Regions from separate parts of the Homo sapiens genome. Here regions 2 and 3 are each linked to region 1. A link is a contact called in ENCODE Hi-C or POLR2A ChIA-PET data. All regions are on one chromosome and are shown on one strand. The core of a region is the stretch at or near the end of the contact, and the rest is flanking DNA. Distances in the headings are between cores, read along the strand shown. Region 1 holds the start of PRDM15 (PR/SET domain 15). Region 2 overlaps PRDM15 (PR/SET domain 15). Region 3 overlaps PRDM15 (PR/SET domain 15).

Region 1 (4,539 bases), core at 904-3,403:
GTTTTTTCTTTCTTTCTGCCCATTTTTCAAAGTTGTATATTGCATTAATTGTTAATAATGAAAATTTGACACTTTAAGATAAAACTTTTTTTTTTCTTTTAACATTTTGGAGATGAATCTGCCTTAAGAGGTATTATTTCTAGATTGTTCTGAAGGATTATAGTGGACACATTGACAATCCTCTTGAAGACGAGATATGACGATTATTGTGTAAGTGAATTCCAGCCGTGGGCTGTATGTAGTAATAGGAGAAATGGCCTGGGGGAGGTTGAAGTCTTTGGTTTACTTTCAGTTATTCGCACTTGCTGTGGACCTGTCACTTTTTTAGTGTAAACAACCTTTTATTCACATATGCCGAGGACTGTTTCATGTCCTGAGGCCCACAGAACCAGTCATCTGGCCATTTTGGAACTGTGAGTGATGTCACTGGAGGTGCGTGTATAGAGGGAATGTCCATTAGCTGTAGTGGTGGTGGTGGGAGTGGGGTTGGGCGGAGACCTGAATACAGAGAAGGTTGTGGAAAACCTGGGAAGTGTTTGAAGATAGAGTACAGAAGGCCTTGGGAACAGGCTTCAGGGACAGGAGGCTGGAGGGAGGCATGAAGTCGCAGGTGGGGACAAGCAGGGAGACAGTGGACGCCGGGGATGCTCCAGAAAGGTCTGGGGGGCCATGGGATGGCCTACTATAGTGCAACATGGAAGCCACTGTAGAATGCTGGGCCAGGCAGAGAAACCAGCCTTCACAGATCAACACTTGCCTAATCTGTCTCCGGCTGCCCGGCGTTGCAGCCTATGGATGTGCCCAGGTGCATCCAACACTTCCCATGGGATGGCACGTAGTATGTAAGCAAATGTGATGATCACATATGCCATTCATACAAGCGAGTCCGTCTCTGGCACCATTCCTGCATGTGGGTCAAAGGCTATGTGCATTTAGAATTTTTATGGATATCCACAAATATCTGAATGGAAACTACGCTAATTTATTCTCCTACCCGTAAAGGAGCTTGTTTCTCTAGTTTCTTCAAAATTATGCTATTAAAACTTTTTTTTGTTTGTTTTTGTTTGAGACAGGGTCTCACTCTGTTGCCCAGGCTGGAGTGCAGTGACACGATCACAGCTCACTGCAGCCTCAAACTGTGGGACTCAAGTGACCCTCCTGCCTCAGCCTCCTGAGTAGCTGAGACTACGGGCACGTGCCACCGAGCCCAGCTAAGTTTTTTAGAGACAAGGTCTGGCTATGTTGCCCAGGTTGTATTAAACGTTTTAAAAAATCTTTGCTAATCTAATAAAAATGATCCCACTGCGACTTTTTTTCTCTTATTGCAGCGTAGTTGAATAGCTTCTCATATGCTTAAGAACCATTGAATTTCCTACGAACTGTCCATCCACACACTTTGCTCATTTTTCTATATACATATATATTTTTATTGGTTCACAAGAGTTTCACGTACATGAGGGAAACGAGCCCTTTTGTGGCATCAATTTAAAATCATTTTCCCCGGTTCATCACTTCTCTTTATGAATGTAGGTTTTTGCCAGGCAGCAATGAACAAGACAGTCGGCCTCTCTGAATATGGGCGGCCAGGACTAAGGTGAAAAGTCTGTCCCTTCTCCGTCTCACGTTTTGTGATGGCACACACACTTGGTGGAGGGGGTCAAGAGAGGCCACACAGGCCCCCGGGGAAGAATGGAGAGCCAGGTCCGCGGCTGGCCCGGTGCTCACCGGTAGCGTGGCGGAGCCCGCCAGGCCAGACTCCCCTCGCGGGCACAGAGCTCGTGTCCCAGGGCCCCGCCGGCCAAATCCAGAGGTCACCGTGAGTGGGGGCAAGTCCCAGGCCTGTTCTAGAGAAAAACTCGACCCACCCACCGCCACCACTCCCCAACTCCGCAAGAAACGCGTCCGAGGAGAGGTGGAGAGGGAGCTGCCCGCGCGCGTGGGCGGCAGGGCCGTGCCACGTGGGAGGGGGGCCGCGCGCGGAATTCCCTCCGGCCAGACCCGCCCCGCGCGCGCCCGCTGCCCCGTCCACGCCGCCCGCGCCCCGCAGTCCCACCCGCAGGACCCCCGGCCGCGCCAGGGTCTCGCCTGCGCCCCCCGCGCCCGCCCGCGGACTACAAGTCCCGCCATGCCCCGCCGCCGCCCCCCGGCTTCCGGTGCTGCGCAGTTTCCGGAGCGGATCGCAACCCGGAGTCCGGATCCGATCCCGCTCTGCACATTCCAAAGGCAGGTAAAGCTCCGGGCCCTGCGCCCGCCGCCCGCCCCGGCGTGCGCCCCGCCGGCCCCGGGCCGCACCCGCTGCCCCCGCGAGCCCCGGCGCGCCCTGGGCCCGCTGCCCCCCGCCCCCCGCGCCCGGCAGCCGCGCGCCGCCCCGGTCCAGCCGCCATGCCGACTGTTCTTTGTTACATTCGCCGGCTGCGGGCACCGTTGGCGATCGGAGTCAAAACCCGGCTGGATTTCCCGGAGCCGCTCCGGGATCGCCCTGCGCGCCGCCCGCCCGCCGGGTCCCGCCGCCGCGGGCGCTCCTGGCCGGGCTCCGCGCCCCCGTCCCCTGCCTCGCGCCCCCCGCCCGCCCGCGGCCAGGCCCAGCGCGGGGCCGCGGGGCTGCCGGGCCGCGCTCGCCCGTGGGCGCGGCGCAGGGTCTTCGCCGCCCCGGCCCGCGGCCCCGCGGCCCCCGCCGCCGGGCGGCGTCGTCGCCGAGGCCCCAGGGGATGTCGTTATCCCCCGCCCTCGGGTACAGCCCATGCGGGTCGCACGGGGGGGTCCCTGGACCCCCAACCCCGCGTTTAGAGAAGCTGAGTCCTGGTGATGGGGTCTCCCAGACCCCCTGCGCCTTATTTTCGTAAGCCTTTTGGTGGCAGAGAGAAGGTAGCGAGGTGGATGGACAGGTGACGCGTGCCTACCCGGGGTGGGTGGCCGTTCGGGGACGGGGCGTGCCCGGCCGCTCAGGTGAGGCCCGCCTCGCGTGGACAGGTGGGGACGGGGGCCACGCGCAGCGTCCTGCTAGAGGGGAGGTGTTCACGCAGGGGTTAGCCTTGAGAAAATAGAAATGAAAACTCATGGAAATAAACACTCCTATCTGGTGGTTAGAGTTATCACCCATTTACCTTTCTTAACCCCCTAATGTAGTGGATGGTTTTTTCCCCCACAAATGCTCAGAAATTGCCCCTCACCCCCAAGTCCCCAAAGGGAGTTTAAAACGGTAGAAACAAGTGTGTGATCAGAGACACGTGGACCTGTGTGTGTATTTAAAGCTACCAACACTCGTTTTAAAAAAACCACATTGGCTTAAGCCAGACTCAAGTGAATTTGGAGAACCTAGCTTGGTTCCTGAAGGGTGGTGACATGTGAAGGAGCCACTGGCTTTGTGATGTACCTTAAAAGGTAGCAGTGACAGTTCTCCTTGGAGAATGCAATGATGTCAACACTCGATAAGGGTGGTGATCCCACCCCGGTGCACACACCACTACCGTATTTTGTTTCAAGCTCGGACATTTTCACGTGTTCCACGTTTTCACTGCTTCACTCCTTCCCCAGATTTCCTGACATCGCTGCCTCACGGTGAACGATTAAGAAATAGTAGCTCTATAATTTAGACTTTCAAGAGCAAAAACACCATTTTTTTTATAGTTTGTTTTTCTTCTATCTGTGATTCATACTTTTTGCCGCAAAGTAGCCAGCAAAGAACAAGCTAAATGTTCCATTTTGGAAGCAGGCGGGACGGTTATTTCTCCAGAAGACAAATAAATAAATTTAAAAATCAACTGTAGTTGGAAGGCTGCTAGCTTGTCTTAGAATAATTATATTTGACAAAGAACTCTTTTCACTTAGGATGTGGCTCTCATATCATTTTCGATGTCATTATCTGTACAGAAGGCCAGGAAAGAACAGTCCTGCCATTTTGCAGATTGAAGGGAGATTTAAGGCAACTGTGTCTTCCACCCGTGCGCTCAAGAGGTTGGGATGGTGAGCGGTGACTTAAATGATTTTTCAGACTCCGTTCCTCATTTGCAAAGTGTGGATGGCCCTGCTCAGCTCCCCTCACAGTGCTGGTGTGGGCAGATATTCATTCATTCGGCCATTCATGCATTCTTTCCACCAATGTTTACTGAACACCTGTTATGTGCCCCCACGCTGTAGTGAATGGAGAGAGGGCTGCACCTGGTGGACCTAATGTTCTGGGCAGGGGAGTGGAGGTGGTGTAGACAGAAAATCATAAAACTCTCAGGTAAGACGATGGGAAGAGCATGAAGAAAGGAAGGAGGGCAGGCAGGTGGCGGGCAGGGGATGGGGCACTTGGGGGCTGGGACTAGAAGGGGCTGTCTGAGGAGGGGCCACAGTGGAGACCAGTGCTGTGAGGGAGCCTCTGGTGGAGGTGGGTGCGGTGGTGCCTGCCCCCACCAGGCAGATGGTGGCAAATGCAAAGGCCCTGGGGTGGGATGAGCCCAGGATGGGACAGGCCAGTGTGGCCATGGAGGTGGGGCAGCAGGGGCCATGCACCAGGCAGAGATTTTCTTCTGACTGCCTTGTGGATGCCACTGA
Region 2 (4,539 bases), core at 845-3,344, 63 kb after region 1:
TTTTAACCCATTCCTGTTTTTATTTTTTTTTTAAAACAACTTCCTAAAAGTTTTGGAGCAGCAGGTTTGTCTTGGGCTGTTTCAAGCGACCCTGCTCATGCTGTCCCGGTGACAGTGTGTTGGAAACACAGGAGCTGCATGAACTGCACTCGCCGGGTGACCCCTATGAGCACCCGTAGAATAACGCTGCGTGTCAAAGCCTAAAAGAACTGCCTGCAGAAAAGGCCAGAAAGGGGGTCTTTCCTTTCCCCACTTCCTGGCCCTCTGTTCCTCACCTCAGAGGCCAGCACAGGCTCTTGCCCCTCCTCCAGGGTAACTTTGCGCAAGGACGGCACATGGGTGGTTATTAAAAAAGCAGCGCATGCACCTCGCCAAGACATATTTTTTAAACAATACAAACAGGTCTGGAAGGTGGCATAGTTACTCTCCCCTCAAACCCCAGCCGGTCCTCGCAGAGCCACTGCGGTGGTTTCTCTGAACGGAATGTCAGTAGCAATGTCTGCCTGCCTTAGCGGGACAGGTGGTTTCTCTGAACAGAATGTCGGTAGCAGTGTCTGCCTGCCTTAGCGGGACAGGCTGGCTTGCTCTTTATCCGCGTCTGCCTTAAGCTCCCAGCCCCTTTCACCACCTGCTCCTCCCCTTTCCTCCCCAATGCCCCCAAGAAGTAAAATGTTTAAGACAGTGTGGTGAGCCTGGCTGGAGGGGTCCTGAGTAGCGCGTAGAGACAGGAGGGGCAGGGGTGGGGGCTTATTCAGGGCCGGGCCTCTTAGGCAGGCAGAGAGGAGCCACACCTGGGTCCCCTGCAGGTCCCCAAATGCCACCAGATGCCCTGGGAGGCAAGGGGTGTGGGGTAAAGCCACATTTTATAATGTTGTAGACATTTTAGTGTTTGAAATGTATTAATTATTTAGTTGCATCGTTTTTTAAAATGAATTCTGAATAGCTGAAATAAAATGCTGGCATTAATACATCAGTTGCCAGATTTATTTTACAGAATACCAAATTCCAGTATTGTCATCGTGCTATCACGCAACAGTTGCTAGTACATACCAGCGCATGCTTGTGCTCATTTGTTTTTTTGATACTTTGCTATTTTTTTTTTACTTGAAAATACGTCTTGGAGATCTTTTTATATCGGAACATGTAAATATTGCCTGGTTTTATCTTTCAAGCCCTTCGTACGATTCATATAACCAGACCCTTTATTTTATAAAGTTTCTGGTTGTTTTGTTATAGTCATTTATTATTACAGTGTTGCAAGAAACACTGTTGCATATTATTACTTTACATTTTTTTCCAGAAATTCTAGCCCTGACCAGGGAATTAGTCAGTGTCAGGGACCAAGTGGGAGGCTGTTAGTAGTCGTGAGAGCCTGTCACCAGCAGGTGGAGGCAGGGGCCCAGCCAGTAGGTTTTCTGTGTGTGTGGAGGAAAACGTCTTGTTCAGAATCACATCATGGGCCTTGAACTACTCAGGAATGATCTACAAGAACTTACTGTGGCCAGTAAGAATATGACACCAGGTATTGAAAGCTATAAAAAAGGCATCCCCTGTTCGGGATTAGAAATTATAAGTATTTAAAAAACATCAGTTTTCCCCACGGTAATTTGTAAATGGATTGACTCACAATCCCAGTAGAGCAAGCTTTAAAATTTCCTCTGTCTGGCAGTTGTGTTTATTTTGAAACTGTTGGCAGATTTTCTTTGTTAAATGGAAGAAAAAACATTACTGTCACCAATGCTGGCTGTGGTGGGGAGGTCAGAATGTGGAGATGCCATCTCTTCTGTATTTTCTGGGTTTTCTGTGACTGTGTATTAGTTTTGAAATTTGGAATATGTTCATTTTAGAAGCAGGAAGAGGGAAGTGCTGGGGTCTGGGCGTGTCAGCAGTGACCGGCACTCTTTTTTTTTTTTTTAATCAAAAGGATTGACAGTAACTTTTTCAGGTGGAATCACTCTTCGGTCATTGGTAATAGGCCTGCAGGTGCCGTCCCCACCCGAGGCCAGGAGTTGTGCAGCTGTGTGTGCAGGCAGCGGGCTTCATCGTGGGGCCTTTGCTCCCCCTGCTGGCCCAGCCGCGCAGTTTTCTCGTAGCCAGGGAGGTCTTCTGGCCCGGCCTTTAGAATTCTGGCAGGAGCTGGTGGATGGTCACCCCTGCATCTGGTGAGGGTGGAATCACAGGGGAACCGTTGACCAGCTTACTACAGAGCTGTGTTCAGGCTCAGTAGTTCTTCCCCAAATGTGGAGGGAACACGGTGGCCTGGGAGTGCAGGCTGCCCACCGCCCTGGGCAGGCACAGTGAAGGCGCCTCTTCGGGGCTGGGGAGGCTGCCTTTGGGCTGGGTCGCCCTGTTCCCTGGTGCGTGTCAGCCTCACGGTCAGGTGTACCAAGCCGCACATGCCTGTGCCCCCTGCGGAGGGCCTTGTACAGTGCTGTCCCTGCCAGCGCACCACAACCTCTGACTCAGCCCCTATGCCAGGGCCACCCTCTCTCCACTGGCTGTGTGAGTGAGGCTTTGGAGTATTTCAGCTTCTTAAGATTGGCTTCTTAAATTACAGGTAGATTGAAACCATCTCGCGTCCGAATCCCAATCACCACTCATATTGTCAAGGTTGAAGGGAACCTTTAGTCATGCTTGTATTAATCTATCTCTCACCGAATTCTCCCGCCGGGTTGCCATGGGCACGCAGGGAAGTTTACCCACCGCCCCGGCGTTGCTCGCGTGGTCAGGGCTCGGCCAGGCCCTGGCAGGAGTGAGTGAACCTGATGTTGCAGTCAGTCCCTCCCGGCCTCTGGGCACAGTCACTTCCCAGGTCTCACCGCTGGTGGACTGACCGGGATCCTCGGGGGCCGGCCCACACCCTCACCAGTACCGCACGGGCCGCTGCCTGTGCCTGCCCCAGGGTCTCGGGCATGGGCCCCCAGGTGGGCTGCGTGGGGGTGTGGCCGCCTCTGACTCGCTGTGTCCTTGAAGGCATGAAGACCAAGCACGCGCTGCGCCACCACATGAAGCTGCACAAGGGCATCAAGGAGTACGAGTGCAAGGAGTGCCACCGCAGGTTCGCGCAGAAGGTCAACATGCTCAAGCACTGCAAGCGGCACACGGGTGAGTCCGAGGCCCGGGCCGCGCCAGCCACGGCGCTCACTGTGTAGGGAAGCCAGGTGGGCCGTGGGAGAAGAGAGAGCCGCCTTGAGACGATTCCTCTTTGTGATTCCCACTGAGTGCCGGGTTCCCCAAGAGAGCTTCCTGGGGCCGGGGTGAGCAGCTGCATATCTCAAAAGGTCCCCCTCCCACAGGGGCCTCGTCACCGGAGAGCATGCTGCACAGCTCACTTCCGGCATTGGGAGACTGGTCAGTCTTTAAATGTTCCTCCCGTTCAGCTGTTTCCCCCTCAGGAATGTGCACAAGAAATAGCGACCAGACAAGGGCCAGGGATGTGCATGCAAGGTTGCTTGTCATCTTTTGAGTTAGGGAAGGCGCTGGAAGGTCAGACGTGGCCTCGGTAGGGCACTGGCTAAGCCATGGTGAATCCAGAAAAGAGCAAGGTGTCCGCTCGGGTGATGTGTGTACTACGCTGATGTGCATAGAAAGGAGTCGGTGACGCGACAGGTCAAAGAGCAGCCTGTGCCATCTCTAACACAAGGCCAAGATCTTAGAAAACACTAGAGCAGCCTGCGCCATCTCTAACACAAGACATTCTTATAAAACACTACAGCAGCCTGCGCCATCTCTAACACAAGGCCAAGATCTTAGAAAACACTAGAGCACCCTGCGCAATCACTAACACGAGGCATTCTCATAAAACACTAGAGCACCCTGCGCAATCACTAACACAAGTCGTTCTCATAAAACACTAGAGCACCCTGCGCAATCACTAACACAAGGCCAAGATCTTATAAAACACTAGAGCACCCTGCGCAATCACTAACACAAGGCATTCTCATAAAACACTAGAGCACCGTGCGCAATCACTAACACACAGCCATTCTCATAAAACACTAGAGCACGCTGCGCAATCACTAACATGAGGCATTCTCATAAAACACTAGAGCACCCTGCGCAATCACTAACACAAGTCGTTCTCATAAAACACTAGAGCACCCTGCGCAATCACTAACACAAGGCATTCTCATAAAACACTAGAGCACCCTGCGCAATCACTAACACAAGGCATTCTCATAAAACACTAGAGCACCCTGCGCAATCAGTAACACGAGGCATTCTCATAAAACACTAGAGCACGCTGCGCAATCACTAACACAAGTCGTTCTCATAAAACACTAGAGCACCCTGCGCAATCACTAACACGAGGCATTCTCATAACACACTAGAGCACCCTGCGCAATCACTAACACAAGTCGTTCTCATAAAACACTAGAGCACCCTGTGCAATCACTAACACAAGGCATTCTCAAAACACTAGAGCACCCTGCGCAATCACTAACACGAGGCATTCTCATAACACACTAGAGCACCCTGCGCAATCACTAACACGAGGCATTCTCATAAAACACTAGAGCACCCTGCGCAATCAGTAAC
Region 3 (4,539 bases), core at 657-3,156, 46 kb after region 1:
GTACCGCTGCGGCACTTGTGAGAAGACCTTCCGCATCGAGAGCGCGCTGGAGTTCCACAACTGCAGGACAGGTGAGGGCGCCGGTCACGTCTCCCCTCGGCCGCTGTGCGGTACGGATTCTAGATACGCCGCGGAGACCGTGGAACTTTAGGCCAAAGTAAAGATTGTTTTCATGAATAGACAGCCTCACTTTTAACATTTCCCTCTGTCCATTTTGCTTCAAAGCAGTTGTTACCCTAAAGATACACAGATGGAAACTTTCCAGTAAAAAGGGATTGATTTTCTTCCTGCATTTGTCAGCCGAGCTGCGTATGGCCCCACACTGAGAGCATTGTAAAGCCGGGGTCCGTTCTGGCTAAAAACAGGGAGCAGCAGTGTCCAATGTTTTCTAGGGCCGTCTGAGGAAGAAAGGAAAAGATCAGGATAATGGCTGGAGGAGTGTGAGCGCTCCTCGCTTGCTTGCAAAGGTTGTTCCTAACCGCGAGCCCTCCTCCATCCACATCTCCTGCGGCGTCCAGGGTGGAACGGGGTTGCCCCTGCACGCATTCTTTTTGTTCTGAGCCTGCTTGTGTGCACCAGCTTCCAAAAATAAAGCATTTTCCTTGTGTGAGGCCTGAAGCCGGGTGTGCCTGGACCAGCCTGTAGTGGAGAGGTGGCCTCTTCGGGCCTGGGGGGCGTCTGAGGCCCCTGTCTCTCTGGCCGAATTTGCTGCTGGCAAGTAAACAGACCAAAGGAAAGCCAAGGCCGTCCTGCCGGCTGCGCTTCTCCACGTGGCCCGAGGACGCCCCTGTATTCTGCAGTGATGACGTGCACCCTCTGGGATGTGGGAGTCACACCTTCCCCATTCCCAGTGGTGGGTGGCACTGGAGGCCCAAGCAGTGGGGGTCCCCAGCGGGGCACAGAGGGGTGAGTCACTGTTGCCTTTGTGTCCCCCTCTCTCTAGGACTCATAGCACACCCTGGAGAGGGGGGGCCCGGCGGCAGTCGGCTTAGAGACCTACCAGGTTAGCCTTCGACGCCCACCCCGTCCTTGTCCGCCTGCTCTGTGTCTGTCACTTGCATCTCTGTGTTGTTCTTGTTAAGGTGCCACCCGCCCCTGTGTTGAGAACAGGGCACCTGCAGCAGCGGACTCCCAGGGGCTCTGACCAGGGCTGTCGCACATGGGCCATGTGAGAGGCCCTGCTCCCTTGCCGTAGCTGCTGGGCGCGGGGGGCCCTTGGTGGGGTTGGCTAGTTCTACTCTGAGGGCTCCTATTTGAAACCAGGGTTTGGTTCTTCCTCCCTGATGCCTTCTTCCTGGGGTTGGACTGTTCTGAGGGGCAGGAATGAGTCATGTTTTGCCTAAGCTTTAGCAGCTCTGAAGGATCCATGTCTGGCATGAGGTGGCCTCCAGAAGCTTCTGGATGAATTTCCAGTGTGCCGCACCTCCTGCATTTTAAGCCCTCCTATCACAAGAATTCCCAAGAAACCTGGGGCACAGTCCCCTGAAGACTTCCACTTAACGCAGCCCCGGCCAGACAGATGAACCTTCATCTTGTTTGCGAACCTCCCCTTGGGGTCCCCGCAGTCCTGCAGGAGTGTAGCAGGCGAGGGTTTCGGGGTTCCCAAGAGTGATGCTACCAGCTAAGGCGCTCTGGTGAGGCAGACTCAAGGTTGAGGAAGAGGCATTGCCCTCTGATATTTTCAACTATTTCTCTGGACCCAAATAAAACAAAGTACTAGAAGCGGCTAAGGCAGCAGCAGCTTCCTGTCAGCCAGAGGTGCTGTTAGGCCAGGTGCTGGCCTTTGTTAGTCACCTAGAACCCGCAGAGCGCCAGGGACCTGCATCGCACCACCTCTTCCCCTGAGATGTTCTAGTTTCAAAGGTTACCCGTTTTAGACTGAACAGAAAGGATAAAAACCTTGAAATGGAGCTTGTTTGCATAATATATGATTTGCATGCTCTTATACTTATTTATAGTATTGAAGTTAAGAGAATGTGTATCTTCCTTAGACAATTAAACCAAGAATTTGTACCAAGAATTAAACCAAGAATGTGGGAGTCACGCCTTCCCCATTCCCAGTGGTGGGTGGCACTGGAGGCCCAAGCAGTGGGGGTCCCCAGCGGGGCACAGAGGGATGGGTCACTGTTGCCTTTGTGTCACCCTCTCTCGAGGACTCATAGCACACCCTGGAGAGGGGTGTGGGGGGCAGTTTTAAAATGTTACAGTCTTGTGGGTTTTTCTGAAGCTCCCTCCATGGGACCTGTTGTGGTGCCTGTCCCTTGTGGTGTGACCAGGTGCTGGTGTAACTCATCTTCGTGTTCCTTGTGCTGTGTCTGACCATAAGTACTGTGCTACGGAATAGCAAAGGCTCACGTCCAGGCCCTCAGGCAAAATGCGGCCCACCAGCCTCCCCCAATAATCCCCTCTCCATCCCCAGGTGCCCTGCACCCCTCTCCCTTCGTCAGACCCCAGTAGGCAGCTGTTCTCAGTGGCTCATTTATTCAGACATAAACCTAGATCCCCTCGGCGCAGGGTTATTGGAGGGAGAAGCATTGTTGGGACCCAGTGCCCCTGTGGGTTCCTGAACTGGCAGTGAGTGGGTGGCTGCGGGAGAAGCCACCCTCGGCTTGGCAGAGTTGTCCGGGACAGCTGGGGAGTGGCCTGAAGTAGGTTCTCTTTCCATGGTCACGAGGGGCTTGTGAGGGAGAAAGCTGAAGCTCTTGGCAGCACCATTGCCTTCCACGGGGCGGCAGGACTAGTGGAGCCACCTGCCCAGGAGGGGGTGCTCATGGGTGCTGATTTGCACCTGCCTGGGAGGGGGGCTCACTTGTATTGGTTGGTACCTGCCTGGGAAGGAGGCTCACCTGTGCTCTTTAGCACCTGCCCGGGAGGGAGGCTCACCTGTGCTCTTTAGTGCCTGGCTGGGAGGGAGGCTCACCTATGCTGTTCAGGAGGCCCAGGTTGAGGGGAGTGTGGCAATCCAATGCCACAGCACTGTAAAGGTGTGGCCTATGGTGATCCGTTGCCACAGCACTGTAAAGGTGTGGCCTGTGGTGATCTGATGCCACAGTGCTGTAAGGTGTGGCCTGTGGTGATCCGATGCCACAGCGCTGTAAGGTGTGGCCTCTGGTGATCTGATGCCACAGTGCTGTAAAGGTGTGGCCTGTGGTGATCCGATGCCACAGTGCTGTAAGGTGTGGCCTGTGGCAATCTGATGCCACAGCGCTGTAAGGTGTGGCCTTTCACAAAGCGCTTGGCTCTAGTGGTCCCATTCCTAAGAATTCATGATAAAGAGATTTGACAGAAGAAAAAAATCTGCATTACTAAAGATTCCATCACTAAATTATCTACAGTGTCAAAAATAGCAAAGTGAGTTTTGAGAAGTGAGCTGGATGGAATATCACGTAGCCATTAAAGTGATCATGAAAACGTCCAGCACTGTAAACACGCACGCCTCAGACGCAGTGTGTGAAGGACACATACCATGCGGTCGTGTGGATCCGGACAGAGCCCATCAAATCTTAAGCCAAAACGAAACTGAGGGCAGTGGCTGTATGGATAATGTTTCACTTTATAGAAGGAAGGCAAGCAGTATGTTAGGCTGGGACTCAGCGTAGCATCTGTCACGGTGCTCCTCTTATGGCCCAGGTGAGGCTGGCTCTGGGCTGAGGTCACGCTGCAGGTGGGGTGGGATGTGGGCAGAGAAGCCTCGCACAGGGCCACCTCTACTGTGTTCAGCCCTGGCAGAGGCCACCTCCCACTGTCCTGCCGTGGTTGGAGCTGTGGGAGGGGACTGTCCCCTCCCAGCGCTTCCCCTGTCCTGAGGGTGGCACCCATGGGGCATAGATTTCCCCACTGCTGTCTCCTGTCTTCGCTGTCGGCCATGCCTTGTCCATTCCCAGCTGGGAGGAGTTGAGAGCGCCTGGCTCTCCCGGGGGAGGTTGTCTGCTTCCCTCACCCCCAACCTGGGCTGCACATTGGGATCACCTGAGTGAGGCCAGACACATGCGGAGGCCCAAGGCCCACCCCAGAGAGTCTCATTTTGTGAGCCCTGGCCAGTGAATCTCTACCTGGCGGGGGTGGAGAGTGGAGGGCGTTTGCCCCAAGGGACGCTGTCGGCAATGTCTGCAGACACCTTGGTGGGGAGGGGTGCTCCTGGCACCTACTGGGTGGAAGCCCGGTATCTGCTCAGCATCCCACGGTGCACAGGGTGGCCCACAACAAAGGATCTGGCCCAAAACGCTGAGGCAGGGAAACCCTAGACAGGGGGACCCTGAGACACTCTGTGGCGGCTCCCTCGGGCAGCAGAGAGGGACAGGCGCAGGGCGGCTGCTTTGCACAAATGGCAGCTTTCAGTGCAGTTTTGGGGATTTGTATATTTGGCAAACACTGAGCCTGGGAGCTGGTCCATGGGTGAGAGCCCAGGGGCCCAGAAGTGCAGTCTGCTCTGGTGCCCCGCTCCTGGGTCACCCAGCTGTCATGTCCTCCCACGTTGGCGACACAGGGAGGAGAATGCAGCTCTGCTGGGCCCCGGGGTCGCCGTCAACTGGTGAGACA

Evidence for each region. A loop is a pair of places that touch in the nucleus more often than their neighbours do. ChIA-PET counts read pairs that join two places held with the same protein, here RNA polymerase II (POLR2A). Pooled maps may share reads with other maps.
Region 2: a loop to region 1 is called in a map of OCI-LY7, with 8 times the contacts of the local background. The contact joins the enhancer-like site here to the promoter of PRDM15 in region 1. A Hi-C loop is called at or near these places in 9 of 168 maps with a recorded cell type or tissue (B cell, GM12878, HCT116 and 6 more), 31 of 37 single-sample maps with no recorded cell type and 18 of 50 pooled maps. POLR2A ChIA-PET finds 5 or more read pairs at or near these places in 2 of 52 experiments (GM12878 and OCI-LY7).
Region 3: a map of OCI-LY7 shows a loop between it and region 1 (4-fold over the local background). The contact joins the enhancer-like site here to the promoter of PRDM15 in region 1. A Hi-C loop is called at or near these places in 4 of 168 maps with a recorded cell type or tissue (B cell, OCI-LY7, pancreas and 1 more), 32 of 37 single-sample maps with no recorded cell type and 8 of 50 pooled maps. POLR2A ChIA-PET finds 5 or more read pairs at or near these places in 5 of 52 experiments (GM10248, OCI-LY7, activated B cell and 2 more).

The regions. Positions count from the first base shown.
Region 1 is chr21:41,876,958-41,881,496 of GRCh38, reverse strand. It overlaps PRDM15 (PR/SET domain 15), which reads left to right and starts at 2,153. Exons shown (of 24, transcript NM_001040424.3): 1 at 2,153-2,227. RefSeq lists a silencer at 2,030-2,079 and enhancers at 2,230-2,279, 3,280-3,329.
Region 2 is chr21:41,814,271-41,818,809 of GRCh38, reverse strand. It overlaps PRDM15 (PR/SET domain 15), which reads left to right. Exons shown (of 24, transcript NM_001040424.3): 19 at 2,974-3,105. Among named protein-coding and RNA genes, the nearest start is that of RIPK4, 49 kb to the right of the region's middle. RefSeq lists an enhancer at 1,905-1,954. Within about 2 kb of position 2,094, at least 7 of the 41 ENCODE cell types and tissues checked have a DNase peak (open chromatin) inside an H3K27ac peak, as active enhancers do; they include OCI-LY7 and adrenal gland, where a contact is called at or near this core.
Region 3 is chr21:41,830,969-41,835,507 of GRCh38, reverse strand. PRDM15 (PR/SET domain 15) reads left to right here. Exons shown (of 24, transcript NM_001040424.3): 11 at 1-71. Among named protein-coding and RNA genes, the nearest start is that of PRDM15, 46 kb to the left of the region's middle. RefSeq lists enhancers at 1,060-1,179, 1,960-2,029. Within about 2 kb of position 1,906, at least 5 of the 41 ENCODE cell types and tissues checked have a DNase peak (open chromatin) inside an H3K27ac peak, as active enhancers do; they include B cell and OCI-LY7, where a contact is called at or near this core.